Linked DNA regions of Homo sapiens: all the other regions are linked to region 1. Evidence: read pairs that join two places in POLR2A ChIA-PET (ENCODE). Cell type or tissue: OCI-LY7. All regions are shown on one strand. Links, peaks and the distances in the headings refer to the core of each region. The heading gives the core; the rest is flanking DNA.

Evidence for each region. ChIA-PET counts read pairs that join two places held together with the same protein. Peaks named below come from ENCODE experiments on the same cell type or tissue, not always from the same donor. Only the 100,000 strongest peaks of a DNase experiment are listed, where the experiment ranks them.
Region 2: POLR2A ChIA-PET joins it to region 1 with 5 read pairs; 2 of 35 experiments call an interaction of 5 or more read pairs at or near these places.
Region 3: POLR2A ChIA-PET joins it to region 1 with 5 read pairs; 3 of 35 experiments call an interaction of 5 or more read pairs at or near these places.

Annotation. Positions count from the first base shown.
Region 1 is chr6:106,724,786-106,731,491 of GRCh38, reverse strand. It overlaps LINC02532 (long intergenic non-protein coding RNA 2532), which reads left to right. Exons shown (of 7, transcript NR_033557.2): 5 at 6,103-6,150. Among named protein-coding and RNA genes, the nearest start is that of LINC02526, 33 kb to the right of the region's middle. In OCI-LY7, for the core only: a CTCF peak has its summit at 2,792; DNase peaks (open chromatin) are centred at 1,447 and 2,721; H3K4me3 peaks cover 655 bases; H3K27ac peaks cover 1,035 bases.
Region 2 is chr6:106,611,978-106,616,977 of GRCh38, reverse strand. All of the region lies in intron 4 of RTN4IP1 (reticulon 4 interacting protein 1), which reads left to right. Among named protein-coding and RNA genes, the nearest start is that of RTN4IP1, 15 kb to the left of the region's middle. RefSeq lists enhancers at 2,038-2,544, 3,052-3,559 and a silencer at 3,090-3,384. In OCI-LY7, for the core only: no CTCF peak of the experiment used is centred there; DNase peaks (open chromatin) are centred at 1,867 and 2,197; H3K4me3 peaks cover 1,358 bases; H3K27ac peaks cover 3,859 bases.
Region 3 is chr6:106,663,601-106,670,306 of GRCh38, reverse strand. It overlaps QRSL1 (glutaminyl-tRNA amidotransferase subunit QRSL1), which reads right to left. Exons shown (of 11, transcript NM_018292.5): 11 at 1,890-4,525. The coding sequence ends at 4,305. Among named protein-coding and RNA genes, the nearest start is that of LINC02526, 29 kb to the left of the region's middle. In OCI-LY7, for the core only: no CTCF peak of the experiment used is centred there; a DNase peak (open chromatin) is centred at 3,486; H3K4me3 peaks cover 861 bases; H3K27ac peaks cover 3,437 bases.

The sequences.
Region 1 (6,706 bases), core at 775-5,774:
ATTCTTTAAATTGTATTTTATGTGGCAATCGATTTACTGGTACTTTTCCCCCAGTCTAGATAATTATTAACTGTATGGATTTTGCCAGTAAGAAATTAATCTGCTCTGTGGAGCAAATTGTTTGGACAGAACAACCTTCAAACTTTGTTTCTGCCCTGGCAGCCAGAAGGTTGCAATGTGAGCTGAATTTGGCCCTAAACTAAGTCCTGGTGGCTAATGAGCCATGAGCCAAGGCTGAGAAGTGGGGTGGCTTGTGCCCTGCAGTCGTGAGAAAAGGCACAGGGCAGCTCTACGTGGACTTGGGCTTAGCATCTCTGGGTTGCTCAGAGGGCAAAGTGTCCTGAGGGAGGTAAATTGTGGTAAAACAGTTTAAAAAGTGAGAGGAATGGGAGAGGTGAAGCTTAATTCCTGCTGGTTCCACGGTGATGCTATAATGCTTAGGAGTTGAAAAACGATTTCTCTAGCCCATAGGAACTCAAACTCACTGAAAGAGAAAAAACTTGGCATTGCTTTAGCAAAATTCAAGTAGATGCTACATTCCACTGGAATAATCTAGAATGCATGTGCTAGTTTCTTCTATACTGCAGGTCGCATTCTCTGGCAGGCCTGCTTCACTTGGCAGCAACACTTTTAAAGAGAAACGGCTACATCTCCAGGTTCTGTGCCCCGGGCTTGCAGAGAAAAGGAATAAAATTAAAACAGTATTTGAACTTTTAAAAATATTTAAATTGCTGGCTCATTTCAGACTGGCGTTTCTTAAAATAATGGTCTCTACTCACCAAGCCACTGCCAAGGGACCCACGGTGGCTGTCCTGTATCCTTGGGTTCAATTAGAAGAACTCTCCTTGCTCATCAAGGCTTTTCATAGCTGTCTTTCCCATTTATCCTCCACACCTGTGAACTTCTGTCATAAGTTCTAGTCCAGCCCATCATCTCGCTGGTTCCACTGGACACCAGGCACTATACTTACCTTTTCTTTTCTTTTCTTTCCTTTTCTTTTCTTTCTTTATTTTCTTTCTTTCTTTCTCTCTCTTTTTCTTTCTCTCTCTCCCTTCCTTCCCTCCTTCTTTCCTTCTTTTTTTTTTTTTTTGAGATGGGCCCTCACTCTGTTGCACAGGCTGGTCTCAAACTTCTGGGCTCAAGTGATCCTTCTGCCTCAGTCTCTTATGTAGCTGGGACCACAGGTCCAAAGGCATATGCCATCACATCTGGCTAACTTTTTGCTTTTGTGTAGAGACGGACTCTCACTTTGTTGCCCAGGCTGGTCTCGAACTTTCAAGCCATCCTCCCACCTCGGCTTCCCAAAGTGCTGGGATTGTAGGCGTGAGCCACCATGCTCTACCTGTACTTGCTTCTATTTTTGCATTCTGTTAGATTGTGTCCTTCATGACGTAAAGAATGCACACCCAGTAGAATGCATTTCTATTCTTGCATGCTACTTTGCATTCTTGTTTACAAAGCTTCCCCTAACTTCCTCCCTCCTTCTCCACCTGCTCAAATATGTCAATATTCAGACTTGGACCCAGCCCTTCTGTTGCTGACTGTTCTGGTGGCAGGCCCTTCTCCCTGCCAAACAGGACCTCAGTGCTGTTTAGGGGTCCAGCTCTCTCCAGCTAAGGGGAAGGTGACCTGGCCACAGCTCAAGATAATTTCCAACTTCTAAGTCAATTATCATGGTCCCATCCCCTGACCATGACTAGCTGGGGTGGGCAGGCTGGTTGGTTTGTAGAACATCCTTCAATTTCCAACTTCCAATTCAATTTGCCTGGTTGTTTCCTCATTCCTCGTGATTAGATTCAGCTTAAACAATTTGAGGTCGGAATATGAATAATCTCTTGATTAACCGAGAGGGTAACTGGTATTTATAATTCCTGAATCCTTTAAAGTGTGAGGAGAGCCATAGAATCCATGTCCTTGGGGACATCTTGTTTATTTTTATTTTTACTTTTATTTTAGGTTGGAGGGTACACATGCAGGCTTGTTACATACGTAAACTCGTGTCACGAGGGTTTGCGCTACTGGTTGTTTCGTCACCCAAGTATGGAGCCTAGTACCCAATAGTTATCTTTTCTGATCCTTTCCCTCCTTCCATGTTCTACCCTCAAATAAGCCCCAGTGTGTGTTGTTCCCCTCTACGTGTGCATGTGTTTTCATCATTTAGCTCCCATTTATAAGTGAGAATATGTGGTATTTGGTTTTCTGTTCCTGCATTAGTTTGCTAAGGATAATGACCTCCAGCTCCATCCATGTTCCTTCAAAAGACCTGATCTCATTCTTTTTTTGTAGCTTCATAGTATTCCATGCCGTGTGTATATGCACCACATTTTCTTTATCCAATCTGTCACTGATGGACATTTAGGTTGATTCTATGTCTTAGCTATTATAAATAGTGCTGCAACAAACTTTTGAGTGAGTATGTCTTTATGGCAGAATGATTTATATTCCTTTCGGTATACACCCAGTAATGAATGGGACTGCTGGGTTGAATGGTAGTTCTGTTTTTAGCTCTTTGATGAATGACCACACTGCTTTCCACAATGGCTGAACCAATTTACACTCCCACCAACAATGTATAAGCATTTGCTTTTCTCTGCAACCTTGCCAGCATGTTATTCTTTGACTTTTTAATAAAAACCTAACATTCCAACAGGTGTGAGATAGTATCTCATTGTGGTTTTGATTTGCATTTCTCTAATGACAATGATGTTGAGCTTTTTTTCATATACTTGTTGGTAGCATGTATGTCTTCTTTGGTAAAATGTCTGTTCATGTCCTCTGGGGGCATCTTTTTTATAAGCGAGTTTCTCAAATATATACCAGACATGGGAATCCTGTGATTTTGTGTTTCTCGTCCAAACTAGTGAAGCCACTTGCATTAAGAGAGGCCCTTACCTCTCCAGGCCCTTGGCAGTCCTGCATTATCCACACATTGCCCAACCCGGGGCCCCACAGTTAGGCCTGTGCTGCTGCCAGGGATTGCTGTGGGTGGAGATGGCAAGGGCCTGACAGATGCCTACGTTATTGCCACCACCCCCAGGGCAAGTTTCTCCAGGGATTCAGCAGAGGCTCAGCTTGTAGCCTCAAGGGCTCTCTGGCTCTACCTCCTTTCTGCCTGGAGGATCGTAGCCCTGGCCCTCAAAAGGCTGAATGTGGAGGGGAATGGGGCCAGGCACTTTTATAGTACATCACATAGGCACAGGATAAATGTTTTGAGGGAATCAGGAGTAAGGAGGTAGAAAGAGCTTTAGTGATAATTGACTGTTTTTCAGATCAATGCCATGAAATAATACAAACAGCAAGAGGATATCTCATTGTTATTATTTTGCTTACCAATATTCTAGAGCTTTAGGCAAAATTGCAAAGGAGCTATTATTTTTCTTTGGTGTCTTCAAGCCTCCCCTTCTAGTCCCTCACTATTGTCCTTCCTTAGACTTCTAGAGCTCAAAATGGCTTCTATCAGGAATTAGCTTCGGTTTCTTTGTTCACACCAAAGTGTATATGGCTAATAACATTTTAAAGTGTTACTTCTATGGAGATGTTGGCATTTTGCCAGGTTCAACAGCCAATAGAAGAAATGCAGCTTAAAATTCCTTGCATCTGCCAGATGGGGAAAATATGTGACTCTGTATATGGATCTCCCCTAAAATTCATTTATTTGTTCAATAAATATTTATTGAGGCCTATTATAGCAAAACCTTAGGGAAATAAGGAATGCATATTAAAGTACACAGAAAAGAATTTACGCGAATGGGCAAAATGAGGCAGGCAGTGTTACATGTCTTGTCTGAGATTACCAAATTTACTTCTGACAATCAATCCATAAATCACTCAAGAAACAGAGGAAATACTGGAGAACTGTTACTCAGTCTGTGATCTGCATTTATAGTGTAGTTTGGGTAGCAAGAATAATATGCATGAAGCAATTAGCCAGTTGTTATGGATTGAATGTGTCCCCCCAGCAAATTCCCATGTTGAAGCCTTGACTCCCAGTTTGATAGCATTTGAAGATGGGGCCTTTGGGAGGTAATTAGGGCTAGATGGGGTCATGAGGGTGGGCCCTTGTAGGGCATTAGGGCCCTCGTAAGAAGAGAAATCAGGCCGAGTGCAGTGGCTCACGCCTGTAATCCCAGCACTTTGGAGGCTGAGGCGGGCGGATCACCTGAGGTCAGGAGTTTGAGACCAGCCTGGCCAACATGGTGAAACCCCGTCTCTACTAAAAATACAAAAAAATTAGCTGGACGTGGTGGCGGGCAGGCGCCTGTAATCCCAGCTGCTTGGGAGGCTGAGGCAGGAGAATCTCTTGAACCCGGAGGCTGAGGTTGCAGTGAGCCGAGATCATGCCATTGCACTCCAGCCTAGGCAACAAGAGAGAAACTCCATCTCAAAAACAAAACAACACAAAACAAAAAAAGAAGAGAAATCAAAGCTTGTTCCCTGTCTCTCTCTCTCCACATGTGAGCACACAAAGAGGTCACGTGAACACACAATGAGAAGGAGGCTGCCTGCAAGTTAAGAGAAGAGGCCTCAGCATGAAACCTGCCTTACTGGCACTTTGGTCTTGAACTTCCCAGCCTCTAAAACTGTGAGAAATAAGTTTCTGTTGTTCAAGCCACCCAGTCTATGGTATTCTGTATGGCAGCCAGAATTAAGACACCAGTGAAGCAAGATAATCAGTAACTGGATACTTAACTGTGTGGTATAAAACATAGGGGCTTTAGTAGAGAAGAAAATTGGACTTTGTTGGGGACATCCTTACTACTTCTGCTCATGTATCATGCTTTAGCTTGTTTCTGTCTTTGGAGGAGGCTGCATATTTTTAAAATACCCCCAAAAGTACAAAGACTAATGTTATAGCCCCTGTGTTCTCATTATCCAGGCTTAATAAATGTTGGCCATTTTCCACTTTTGTTTCATATATAAGTTTCTACAAAATGACAACACCTTAGATAAAGCTGAAGTTCATGTTTCATTCTGCATCCCTTCCCCCAAGGGCTTCTTTTGCTCAATATGGGACTCATGAGAGTCATCGGTGTTGTGTGAGGCAGCTGTTTGTTGATTTTCTGGACCAAATAATGTTCCACCGTGTGACTGGACATACCTTAGTCTATCCATTCTACCACTGATGAGCATGTAAGCTGTTACTATTTTTAACTATTACAAATTATCTTGCTAACACATTTTTGTGCATGTCTTTTGGTGACCAAATGGACTCATTTCTCTCAGGTATGTATCTCAGAGTGAAACTGTTTTATCACAGTGTATGCTTTATATTTAGTGCTTTCCAATTCCTGATTAAGAAATCTTTGCCTGCTCCTAAGGATGTAAAATTATTCTCTTATGGCCTGGCTCAGTGGCTCATGCCTGTAATCCCAGCATTTTGGGAGGCCAAGGTGGGAGGATTGCTTGAGGCCAGGAGTTCAAGACCAGCCTGGGCAACATACTGAGACCCTCATCTCTACAAAAAAAAAAATTTGTTTAATTAGCTGAGCTTGGTGGTATGCACCTATAGTCCTAGCTACTCAGGAGGCTGAGGCAGGAGGATCGCTTGAGCCCAGGAATTCAGAGATGCAGTAAGCTATGATCATGCCACTGTATTACAGCCTGGGTGATAGGGTGAGACCCTGTCTCTAAAAAGATACATCTATTAAAAATAATATTATTTTATTTTATTTTATTTTATTTTATTATTATACTTTAAGTTTTAGGGTACATGTGCACATTGTGCAGGTTAGTTACATATGTATACATGTGCCATGCTGGTGCACTGCACCCACTAACTCGTCATCTAGCATTAGGTATATCTCCCAGTGCTATCCCTCCCCCCTCCCCCGACCCCACAACAGTCCCCAGAGTGTGATGTTCCCCTTCCTGTGTCCATGTGATCTCATTGTTCAATTCCCACCTATGAGTGAGAATATGCGGTGTTTGGTTTTTTGTTCTTGCGATAGTTTACTGAGAATGATGATTTCCAATTTCATCCATGTCCCTACAAAGGACATGAACTCATCATTTTTTATGGCTGCATAGTAAAAATACATTTTAAAAAATAATAAATTATTCTCTTATGTTATTGTCTAGAATCTTCATTATTTTACCTTTCAGATTTAGATCTACAATCCACCTGGAATTGATTTTTGTATATGGAGTGAGGTAGAGGTCAAGTTTTGCTTTTTCCCGTTTGACTGTCTTATTAACTTAACATCATTGATGTAAATGACCACTCTTTTCCTACTATGCTTCAGTGCCACCTTTGTCATAATCAAGTGTTCCTTCAAGTATGCATCTGCTTCTGACTCTCTCCCTTCTGTTCCTTTGAGCTATTTGTCCTGGGCCTTTACTGCACATCTCAGATTTGTCCCAACAAGGATTGAAGAAGCTGGGTTATTCATCCACCAATTCCTATTACTCATTGGTGAAAAGTTGCTCCTGGGGACATGAACTCCCTTGCACTTCTGCCGTGCTCTGGGAACAAGCCAGAAATAGTCCTATGACCAGGGAAAGTCTCCAGGATCTACTTCTCCACTTACACAATTGTTGGCAGCATCCAGTTCCTTGTAGTTATGGGACTGAGAGCTTCAGATTTTTGTTGATTGTTGGCCAGAGACCACCCTCAGCTCGCAGAGGACACCCCCAGTTCTTTGCCATTTAGGACTGCCCAACATGGCTACTTGCTTCCGCGTAGTCAGCAAGAGAAAGACTAGCATGG
Region 2 (5,000 bases), core at 1-5,000, 110 kb after region 1:
TGCATGACCTAATCACCCCACCTCCTAATACCATCACCCTGGGGGTTAGGATTTCAACATACGAATTTTGGTGGGACACAAACATTACAAACATTCAGACCATAGCACTTGGTACTTGCTGCTCTCAGAAATTTCGGTTTACTGAAATTACCACACATGGGTTATAATAATGGCCTACCTCTTTTAACTGCTTATTTGTGAGAGTCACATGAGAGATGTGAGCACCTTAAAATACTGTAAAAATACTTTTAATGAAGAAATTCTATAATGAGATTTTATTGTACCTAAACTCAGAAGTTCCAGTGTCCAAAGTGGATTTTCCATTTGACTATTCATTGTGATTGATGGAGCATATTTTGGCTTCAATATGCTAAGCAATAACTGTTCTTTTTCTGTTAGCTATTAGCTATTGGCATTAAGGCATGCCTTAGTCTGCACAAAGCACATCAGTATTTGTTATCAAAGATGAATCATCTTTTTTTTCTAATCAGTTAATTAAAAAAAAACAAAATTAACAATGACAAAAACACCTATCAGCACCTTGGAAGATTTTATAGGATTTCTTTATAACAAACAGCTTATTTGAAATTAGGACAAATCTTTCTAAGGGTTCAATGATGTTTACCTTTTTCCCCCTTTGTTCTGTAGTTACTTTTCTGCAGCAGCTGAGTATCAGTGAACCAAGGAAATAGTTTATTCTTGATGTCATATAATACTGTCATTTTGTCCACACATTGATATCATTAGAAAATGTCAAGTGAGGCCAGGCGCGGCGGCTCATGCCTGTAATCCCAGCACTTTGGGAGGCCGAGGTGGGTGGATCAAGAGGTCAGGAGATCGAGACTATCCTGGCCAACATGGTGAAACCCCGTCGCTACTAAAAATACAAAAATTAGCTGGACGTGTTGGCACACACATGTAGTTCAAGCTACTCGGGAGCCTGAGGCAGGAGGATCATTTGAACCACAGAGTTGGAGGTTGTAGTGAGCTGAGATTGCGCAACGGTACTCCAGCCTGGTGACAGAGCAAGACTCCATCTCAAAACAAAAAAAAAGAAAAAGAAAATGTCAAGTGAAAATTATTTTCTTTTTATCAGCCCATCTATAGTTTCTTCATGATTTGTTCAGTAGGAACACATAGATAACTTAGGGCTCTCAAGATAAGTAGAAATTTTTTTAAAAAGTTGTTACAACCGGATATTTTTTGAATATGTTAAGATTTGATGGTTTTATTTATTGGTAGTGTCATTGGTGCACTTGAATATTTCATGCTCTGCCTGAAATTCATGTCTTGCCGGGAAAGTTGTACTTCATTCTGTTTGACAGAAGTATTAAAAGGTGTTAGGTGTAGTGTTGCGTGCCTGTAGTCCCAGCTACTCGGGAGGCTGAGGCAGGAGGATTGCTTGAACACGGGAGGCGGAGGTTACAGTGAGCTGAGATCATGCCACTGCACTCCATCCTGGGCAACAGAGTTAGGAATTGAACTATTCCTCCTCCACAAAATAAATTTCACTTTTAAATTGTGTATACTTGCAACTCAATGAAGTGAATTTAGGAATACTTTTTTTTTGATATTAGGTTTTATGGCAGTAAAATTTTGTCATGTAAGTGTAAATTAGGTGTCTGATTAATTCTGATATAGAATTATAGAATTAGGCCCAGAGTTAAAAACATTGGGTTTATTCCCTACCGATATGCTTATATTAAAATTAAAATGACAGCCTTCTTCTTTCAAATGCATTCTAAGGCCTTTTCTTCACCCCACCACCACCTGTTTCTTCCCACTCCCCAAGCCCATTACCCTTTTGGACTTTAAGTTTTCATTTGCACCTGACTGGGTTGTATTGTTAGGGGGGTAAGGGGAAGTAGAAAGAAACCCCAGCTGTTTTCTTGCATAAACAAAGTATGGGGTTGAGGAGGCAAGGAGAGTGAGAGTGGAGGCTCTGGCTTGGTCAGTGTGATGGAAATGAATCTTCCTTTGCTTCAGGTCTATTTTCCAGGGAGTCCTGGGTGGGGGGGTGGGGGCTGTGGGCACTTGAAAGAATAGCAGAAACCTCACTCCTGGAAATTTGTGTTTTATACAATAGCTTTCTAAGTGACTAGGTTAACTATCTCGTGAGGTTACAAGTCATTTACTCTTCAATGGACTGTAATCTAGCTTCTAGCCTTGCCTTTCAATTGCATCTGCCCTCACTGGGGTCGTAGCTAACTTAAGTGACTTAAGTTGCCAAGCCCAAAGACATTTTTCAGTTCTTATTTTAATTTGATCTCTCTGAAGTAGCTGGCATTGTTGAACACTTCCTAAATACTTACTTTTCGTATGGTTTCAGGGACATTAAGACTTTTAAGTTTTCTTTTTTTGTTGTTGACCATTTCTTGTCATTTTTAGAAGCCCCCACTTCTTCCTCCAGCCCTTTAAATGTGCTGTTTTCCCAGTATTCCACTCTATTCTTCCTTTTTGTTTCCCAGGGTTATCTCATCTACTCCCAGCTTCTACTTATAGTTTGGTAACTTACAGATCTGTATTTCTAACTCTGTCCTCTTACTGAGTTCCAGTCAGATGTTCTCTTTATATCTCAAACTCAACTTGAGCAAAACAACACTTACCAACTACCACCCCAACTCTTCCTCTGTAATCCTAATGTCAGTTAATTGTGGTTTACCCTAAGTCAAAACCTGACATTGTTCATAAACCCTGCTCTTTCACCTTCCTCAGCACTACTCATTATTGTTCGTGTCATGTAAAATATAAGATTGTTGCCAAATTTGGAACAATGTCTTCCAAGTTCCTTTTATATGCCAGCTATAAGATTTGTGAACCCAAAATATCTGAGACAGGTCTCAGTCAATTTAGAAAGTTTATTTTGGCAAGGTTAAGGACACGCCTGTGACACAGCCTCCGGATGACATGCACCCAAGGTGGTCAGGGTGCAACTTGCTTTTATATATTTTTGGAAGACAATACATCCATCAATACACATAAGATTTACATTGGTCTGATCTTGAAGGGTGAGACCTCTTGAAGAGGGGTGGGCTTCCAAGTGATAGGTAGATTTAAAAATTTTCCGATTGGCAGTTGGTTGAAAGATTTATTATAAGTGAAATGGAATGTCTGGGTTAAGATAAGGGGTTGTAGAGACCTAGGTTTTGTCATGCAGATGAAGCCTCCAAGTAGCCAGCTTTAGAGAGAATAGACTGTAAATGTTTCCTATCAGATTCAAGTTCTGTGTTGATGTTAATGCTGCAGGGGTATAATGAGGCCTGCAACCTCCTCTCTCATCATGAGCAGAACTAGATTTTCAGGGAACTCTGGAATGTCCTTGGCCAAGAAGAGGAGTCCATTCAGATGGCTGGGGCCTTAGAATTTTATTTTTGGTTTACAGATTTCAAGGCATTTCACGTTTTCTTGTGTAGTGAATAAGCCTAAAATACTGTTGTATTTTAATGAACAATCCTGATTAGTTTGTTGTTAACCTCTTCCATATAGTGTTGTCTTGTAAATTCTTACATTTTTTTAATTGGAGGAATTTTCCACAGACTAGCTTCTGGCTTTGTACATTTCAAACCTTGTTTAACTTTCTTTCTCCTTCACTACTCACATGACCCTGTGCTGGGTGCAGTGATACACAGCTTTAAGAAAATGTCATGTGGCTTAGGTGAGTTGACTTAATGAGAGGTAGGAAGAAATTCCTGGAAGGCATTTCTTAAACTAGGACAGCTAGGGATAACTTAACTTTACACAGAAGTGACTACGAACCACATCAGTATTTTCCACTAAACCCCAAACAAGTATATTTCCAATCAACTTCCCTTTAGCTAGATCTAGTATCACCTGAGAAAAAAGCAAGACTGATGAGTAAGAGTGAAAAAAGACCAATCTTAACTGATTGTGGTTAGCATATCTTTTACAAATTTTACAAAAACATGTCTGTTACATATAAAGTTTCGGCGCCACAAAAGAAATAGCACTTGAATATAAAATTTTCTTTTTAATTCTCAGCAAGGCCAGTTACTTCTATATAGAAGGGTGCGCCCTTACAGATGGAACAATGGCGAGCGCATGTTTGGACAAGGGAGGGGAAGGGGTTCTTATCCCTGATGCACGTGGCCCCTGCTACTCTGTCATTCCCCTATTGGCTAGGGTTAGCCCACACAGACTAAACTAATTCTGATTGGCTAATTTAAAGAGAATGATGGGGTGAGTGCTTTGGCGGGAGTCAGGGCAGAGCAGGTAGCAGGTAATCGGAATGAGTTATGGTGGAGCAGGTGATGGAATGAGTTAGGGTAGAGCAGGTGATTGGAATGAGTCAGGGTGGAGCAGGTAATTGTAAAAGGTTGCTTTATGAGGAAGTTTAAAAGTAGAAGGCAAAGAATTGAACATACTGACATATTAATTATTTGAAAAGAAATTTAGAACTCGTATCTAACATGTCTATGCAAAATATTGCTAGGGTTCCTCTCTGGGCCTTGTGTAAGTGAAGGGCTTCGGCTTCATTGGCTCCATGGTAAATCCTCTGACCTCACTACTTCTCTCTGTCTTATGCCCTATTGTCACCCATCACAAGCTTTTTTTTTTTTTTTTTTTTTTTTTTTTGACGGAGTCTTGCTCTGTCGCCCAGGTTGGTGTGCAGTGGTGTAATCTCGGTTCACTGCAACCTCCACCTCCCAGGTTCAAACGATTCTCCTGCATCAGCCTCCCGAGTAGCTGGGATTATAGGTGCCCGCCACCATGCCTGGCTAATTTTTATATTTTTAGTAGAGATGGGGTTTCACCATGTTGGCCAGGCTGGTCTCGAACACCTGACCTCAGGTGATCCACCTGCCTTGGCCTCCCAAAGTCCTGGGATTACAGGCGTGAGCCACCATGCCCTGCCCATCACAAGCATTTTTCCCTCTATCTGCTTCTGTATAAGATTGAAGGAACCAGTGATTTGGGATGGTTCCCACTGCCTATCCCATTTGGGGGGATACATTCCCAGTACCCCTGGTTGAAATTCTGAA
Region 3 (6,706 bases), core at 709-5,708, 61 kb after region 1:
GTGCTTTCAGTGTGTCACTTAAATTTAATCCCTCCGACTACCCCAAGGAGTGGATATTATCCCTATTTTACAGGTCAGGATACTGAAACTCAAGACAAGTTACGCGGCTCGGAAATGGCAGCAACAAGATTCAATTCAGGGTTGTCTGATTTTTAAATCTGGTGGCCTTACCCCACTAGGAAAGCTAATTTCCCACCATATCATATACTACCCAATATTAAGCATCTATATAGATACCCTGACAAGCATTTTTTGTTTTTAATCTATTTCTGGTTTTATTCTTCTTCCTCACTTTTATTATCACTTCATGGATTTCCTCAACTATTTACTTTTATACAATTGTAATAATATATTTTTAATAAACTGCCTAAAATATTTTTGGGTTTATATTCTATTGAGGTACAAAGAAAAATAAATAAAAAAGCTCCTCCGAAATCCTGTAGTAATTACTTTTACTTAATGTTGCCTTTGGTTTTTTTTTCGTGTTATTTGCCTTTATTAAATTTTCAGGTTTATGTTCTAGTGTACACATTGCTTAAGTTATTAAATAACTGAGGAAAGCCTTCTATTTTAAACTTCCTCTGGGTCCTTCTAAACACAACGGATATGTCTTTTCCTAGGCTTGTGCCTTGGTACAGATAACCAGATGTTTGAAGAAAGGGAGGGGGACTGGGCACGGTGGCTCACTCCTGTCATCCCAGCACTTCGAGAGGCCAAGGTGGGCAGATGGCTTGCGCCCAGGAGTTCAGGACCAGCCTGGGCAACATGGCAGGACCCTGACTCTACAAAAAATTAAAAAAATTAGCTGGGCCTGGTGGTGCCACACTTGGGAGACTGAGGTGGGAGGATTGCCTGGACCCAGGAGGTCAAGGCTGCAGTGAGCAGGACTGTGCCACTGTACTCCAGCCAGGGTGAGGGCAAGACCCTGTCTCAAAAAAAAAAAAAAAAAAAAATAATAATAATAAAAGGGAGGGGGATTAAAAGTAGTTAATGAATGAAAATTTATAATAAGAGATATTTTTAAAGTTCCATTATTTTACTCCCCTGCTTTTTATTTATTATTTATTTTTTAATTTTTTGAGATGGAGTCTCACTCTGTCGCCCAGGCTGGAGTGCAGTGGTGCACTCTCGGCTCACTGCAAGCTCTGCCTCCCAGGTTCATGCCATTATCCTGCCTCAACCTCCTGAGTAGCTGAGACTACAGGCGCCTGCCACCGCGCCTGGCTAATTTTTTGTATTTTTAGTAGAGATGGGGTTTCACCATGTTAGCCAGGATGGTCTCGATTTCCTGACCTCGTGATCCGCCCGCCTCGGCCTCCGTAAGTGCTGGGATTACAGGCGTGAGCCACCGCGCCTGGCCTACTCCCCTGCTTTGAATCAAATAAGGTATGGCACACGGCTTGCTGAATCCCGAGGTCTACTTATTAGTACCTGCTTATTTCTTTTCACTATCCTTCAGATTCTGTTTAAAATCCTAAAGTTACTTATTTACATTAGGAGGTGCAGCTATTTCCTAATAGGAATAAGCACTTTTTTTTGTCATTTTGCAAGCTCCTCTTCTATACCATGCCATCTTTAATTTTAAACAGCCCAGTCTGATGTCATCACAGAGGACCCGGTGTCAGCCACTCAAAGGGAACATTCTGCCTCCTGGGTTTCAGGTGCTTTTTTTGGTAACGCTAAGTGTGGGCCAGCGTGGAACAGTGGTTTTCCCGCTTGCTCCTTTGGCTCTCTGTGGTGGCAGAGCACCATGTTTTATGATCACATCATTTTTTCACTCTGACACGTGTTCAAACTTTTGCTTTGGTTTGGGTCTTTCAGGTGTTATCAAGGAACTCATCTTACACGTGTAGACATCTTCACCTTTCAAAAACACTCTGTTCTGGAAGTTCTGTTGCTAATAATTTTAGAGTTTAATTAGCTGAGACAAAGAAAGTATTTGCCACTTAAATTCCCAGACAGTGACTTGGCAAAATGAGACCTACTAGATTAAGAGTAAAAATGAAGAGAAAAGAAAAACAAATTAGGTATCATTTCATGGTAGTTGGGTATCAGTATATGAGAACGGTAAATGTTTCACTTTTTAATTTCCAGATTCAAATTATTAGTGCAGCTCATGTAGAGATACAGGAACAAGAGATTTAATATTATTTGAAATAATATTGAATACTGAATAATATCATTGAATATATAATATTGAATATTATTATTTCGGCCAGGTGTGGTGGCTCACGTCTTTAATCTCAGCACTTTGGGAGGCTGAGGGAGGCAGATCACTTGAGCCCAGGAGTTTGAGACTAGCCTGGGCAACACAGGGAGAGCCCATCTCTCTCTCTCTCTCTTTTTTTTTAAATTCATTACATAAAAACAGATTGGGGCAACGGTTTGTTTATTTACTTGCTTTTGACATCATATTTGCTCCTTCAACTAAAATGGTTTCCTCCATCTAGGATGTTGTGGTGTCTGAGCAATTAAAAAACTTAAAACGGTTTCCTCTTGCTATAAAGTAATGCAATTTTCTCTCATGGATTTCTTCCTCTTTCAGGGATTCAGAGTCAAAATCTATAGGAATATTACTAAGCCTGGCACATAAGACTTTTATGTGAAGTTAATCAGGTTGAGTATTTGGGAGCGGGAGGATCTCAGAGAGGACAGAAAACTGTTTATGAAAACTAACAGGTGACGATGAAACATTCCAGTGGTTCTGCAGATGATTCTGACTCATTATTTTCTCTTCATGAACGTCATATTTAGAAAACAATTTTTTTTTACTAAACAAAGTGAATTTATTAAGTAACAATTCAGCTTTCATTTATCAACAATATGTAAGTGCTAGATTAAAATACCTGATCAATATGAGATGACAATGGTGTTCTAGTGAAGACACAGAAATCCAGTGATGAAGCCTTATCATGAGTAAATGGATGGTTTCCATTAGATTTTGTCAAATATTGAATACAGATATCCATTAATATCTCTGGGCTCGAGGGTCCCAAATAAAAAACACTCGTAAAGACAGTCAAGAGGAAAAGGAAACCATGAGATATAGAGAATCTGGGGTAAGGCAAGTTCTTGCCATGCGCATCCCCTCTTCTGCTTCATCAGCAAATTATCTGCATGTTTTTCAGAGTGTATGTTACTTGTGTATTTTGAACCTTTTTCACTAATACCATGCTCTGCTATCTACCAAGTTTCCAATCTGTGATGGTCTGTTAGGTTACAATAAATGTTTCGATGACATTAATGAGCTCATTTGTGATCAGTAAATAGGAGCATGAACTCAGTGTAACATGGAGTTGTTCTGGCTTCTAGGCATGGGCTCCGGAATAGCAGAAGTAAAATTGTAACTCTAAGGAGGAAAGGAAAGTTCTCAGTCATTTCAGCTCTTTCTTAGGGAAATAAAAGGAGTCCCTGCAAGTGGAGCTCCTCCCCAGAGAGGCATACCCCTGAGATTTGCATGATTCTGGGCCCTGACTGGTTGCATTTCCTCCTGTGCTCAAAGTTCCTCTTCCACCTGCTCTGCTCAGCGCTCAGAAGCCAATAATCGCACTCAATTGTTTCTGTGCATTTTTAACAACCCCTGAGGCGGCCTTCACCACATGATAAGTTGCCTGCCTAGGCTATCCAAGTTACCTCTAGAAGGACTATTCATGTTTTTGTTAGTGCTTTAGTTACACAGATGTACAATTTTTGAGAAGTTTATCCCTAATCTTATTTTTACTGTAAACTCTTTAATGAACATTATGGCAGAATGCATTGTCTTTGAGGAACAGGTATCTTGTGTTATTGTAGAAGTATTGTACACTTAGTGGATGCTTACTAAATGCTGACACGTTATTTATTATTAATTGTCACAGGAATTTTAAAAAGTAATTCCATGGAATGACTGTATTAACAAGAACCTAATTACAAGAATTGAGCAAGACCATTTGACTCTCTAGAATATAGAATCTCTGTACGTCATTTTATTTTATTTTATTTATTTATTTTGAGACACAGTCTTGCTTTGTCACCCAGGCTGGAGTGCAGTGCAGTGGCATGATCTCGGCTCACTGCAACCTCCACCTCCAGGGTTCAAGTGATTCTCCTGCCTCAGCCTCCTGAGTAGCTGGGACTACAGATGCCCGCCACTAAGCCTGGCTAATTTTTGTATTTTTAGTAGAGACGGGGTTTCACCATGTTGACCAGGCTGTTCTAGATCTTCTGACCTCATGATCCGCTCGCCTTGGCCTCCCAAAGTGCTGGGATTACAGGTGTGAGCCACTGCACCCAGCCTAAAAGTCATTTTAATTTGTAAGATATGTTTACTGTTTTAGAGAGACAGAGGCTAACTTTTCATTTTCAAGGACTGCTGAACAATCATCCATGAGTTCTTGAAGTTGAATAACAGGAAACTGTACTTGTTTTTCAAACCATTTGGCTACTGTAAGAAGCTGCTGGTCACAAAACGCACGTCCAATAAACTGCAGTCCTATTGGCAACCCTTGGTTTGAGAGTGCAACAGGGATACTCACTGCTGGCAATCCTGGGAAAAGAAGGAAACCCAGTAGGTGATTAATTCTCCACCCTAATTAGCAGAGACCTCTTCCACTTTCCAGTGCTAATAAGTACAATACAGGATAAGGTTTAAAAAACAACCAAAAATATTATGCTATATAATGCTTTTGTACTATGTTTTGTTTACTTAACAATATATCTTGGAAATCATTCTGTATCAGTTCACAGAAACCTTCTTCATTCATTTCTTATTGCTGTATAGTACTCCATTACTTGGTTTTACCATAATTGAGTAAACCAGTCTTCTGTGGTTGGGTATTTAGATTGTTTTCAATATTTAGCTATTTTATACAATGCCCCAGAGAATTACTTTGTGTATGTATTTTTTTGGTATTCTTGAAATCTTCTTAGATGAGGAGGAGATTGCTTCATCAAACGACAAATGCATATGTAATTAGATATTGCAAAATTCCCCTGCAAAGAAGTTGTACCATTTTGAACTTCCACCTATAGCCTTGCAGACAGAGTGTGTTGTTCAGTTTTTGAATTTTTGGCAATCCATTAGATGAGAAATTAGCTCAGGGTAGTTTTAATTCCAGGTTTGGGCAGAGAAAGTACAAAATCCCAGACCATCTTGTTATACAATAAAACAAGTTTTCAAAAATTAAAATGGGGACAGTTTTAAAGGATACATATAACTTGAAGGGGCTCTTATTGGCCAAATTTAAGGCAATTTGACCATCAAAAACAATACTGACAGTAATTGCTTATAATACATTGAATTAAAGAAAAAAAGGAAGGCTCTTCTTTAGAGAATACTGCTAGCTAATAAATGTAGAAGGAATGACAGATTTAGTAAAGCCAGAATTTTGTAATTCTCTAGCTAATATTTCAAGGATGATCAATGAATGCTAAAACTGGGTTCAAGATAATTGGAAAATAGGATATTCACATGGTCTCAAAATATTACTCCAGAAATTGCTTAAAAAAATGATAAAAGGAAAAATGTACCTTTTTATAAGGAAACATCTAGCAGTTACTTCCTTAGCGAAGTGATCAACTTGGTTTCCAAAAGTGAGACAAACTGATATTAACTGTTTCCTGACATGAAGATTATGTAGTACTTCTACCAAAAATGTTTAACTCAACCCAATCATGAGGAAGCAATCTGACAAATCCTGATTATGGATGGGACATCTTACAGCACAAGTGGACTGGGCTCTTAACATTTTTTAAGTGCTAAAGATAAGAACTGTTGAACCAGAGTTCTACATCCAGCAAAAATAACCTTTAAAAATCAAAGGGAAATCAACACATTCTCAAAAGGAAAGCTATGATAATTTTTCATCAGCAGACCTACCCTAAAAGAAAGGCTAAAGAAATTTCTCTAAACAGAAGTGACAAAATAAAGAATCTTGGTACTTCAGGAAGGAAGAATGAACACAGTAAGCAAAAGTATAGGTAAATGTAATAGACTTTCCTTTTCCTCTTAAGTTTTCTACATTATGTTTGATGATTGAAACAAAAATTATAGCATAGCCTGATGTGGTTTTAAAGAAAAAAGAGAGGTGGGGTGATTGTTCTAGATTTTAAAAAGATACCATAAACCAATGTAATATATCAGGAGGAAAGACAACTTATAAAAGACACTTTTGGTAGAACTGAGAAAATTTGAATATAAACCATATTTAAATTATTCTTCAATCATGTTAGTTTTCTTAGGTATGACAATGGAATTGTGGTTCTGTAGGAAAATTTATCCTTATAAGATTTGTACAAAAGAATTTAGGGGTGAAGTGTCATGACATCTGAAACTTTCAAATGATTCAGGTAAAAACAAAGTTGTTTGTGTGGTGAGTGTGGGTGTGTAGAAAGAGGAAGAGAAGGGCAAAGCAAATATAATGTTAACAAGATTACATCCAGGTGAAGGGCATATCAGCATTCATTATACCACTTTTTCAGCTTTTCTGTGGGTTTAAAATTTTTCAAAATAAAAGTTAAAAAAAACTACTAAGTGTGTTGTGTTTGTGTGTGTGTGGTGAGAGTGCATGCAAGTGTACGGATATGGTTTGGATCTGTCTCCCCACACAAATCTCATGTTGAATTGTAATCCCCAATGTTGAAGGTGGGGCCTAGTGGAAGGCAACTGGATCATGGGGACGGTTTCTCATAAACGGTTTAACACCATTCCCCTTGGTGCTGTTCTCGT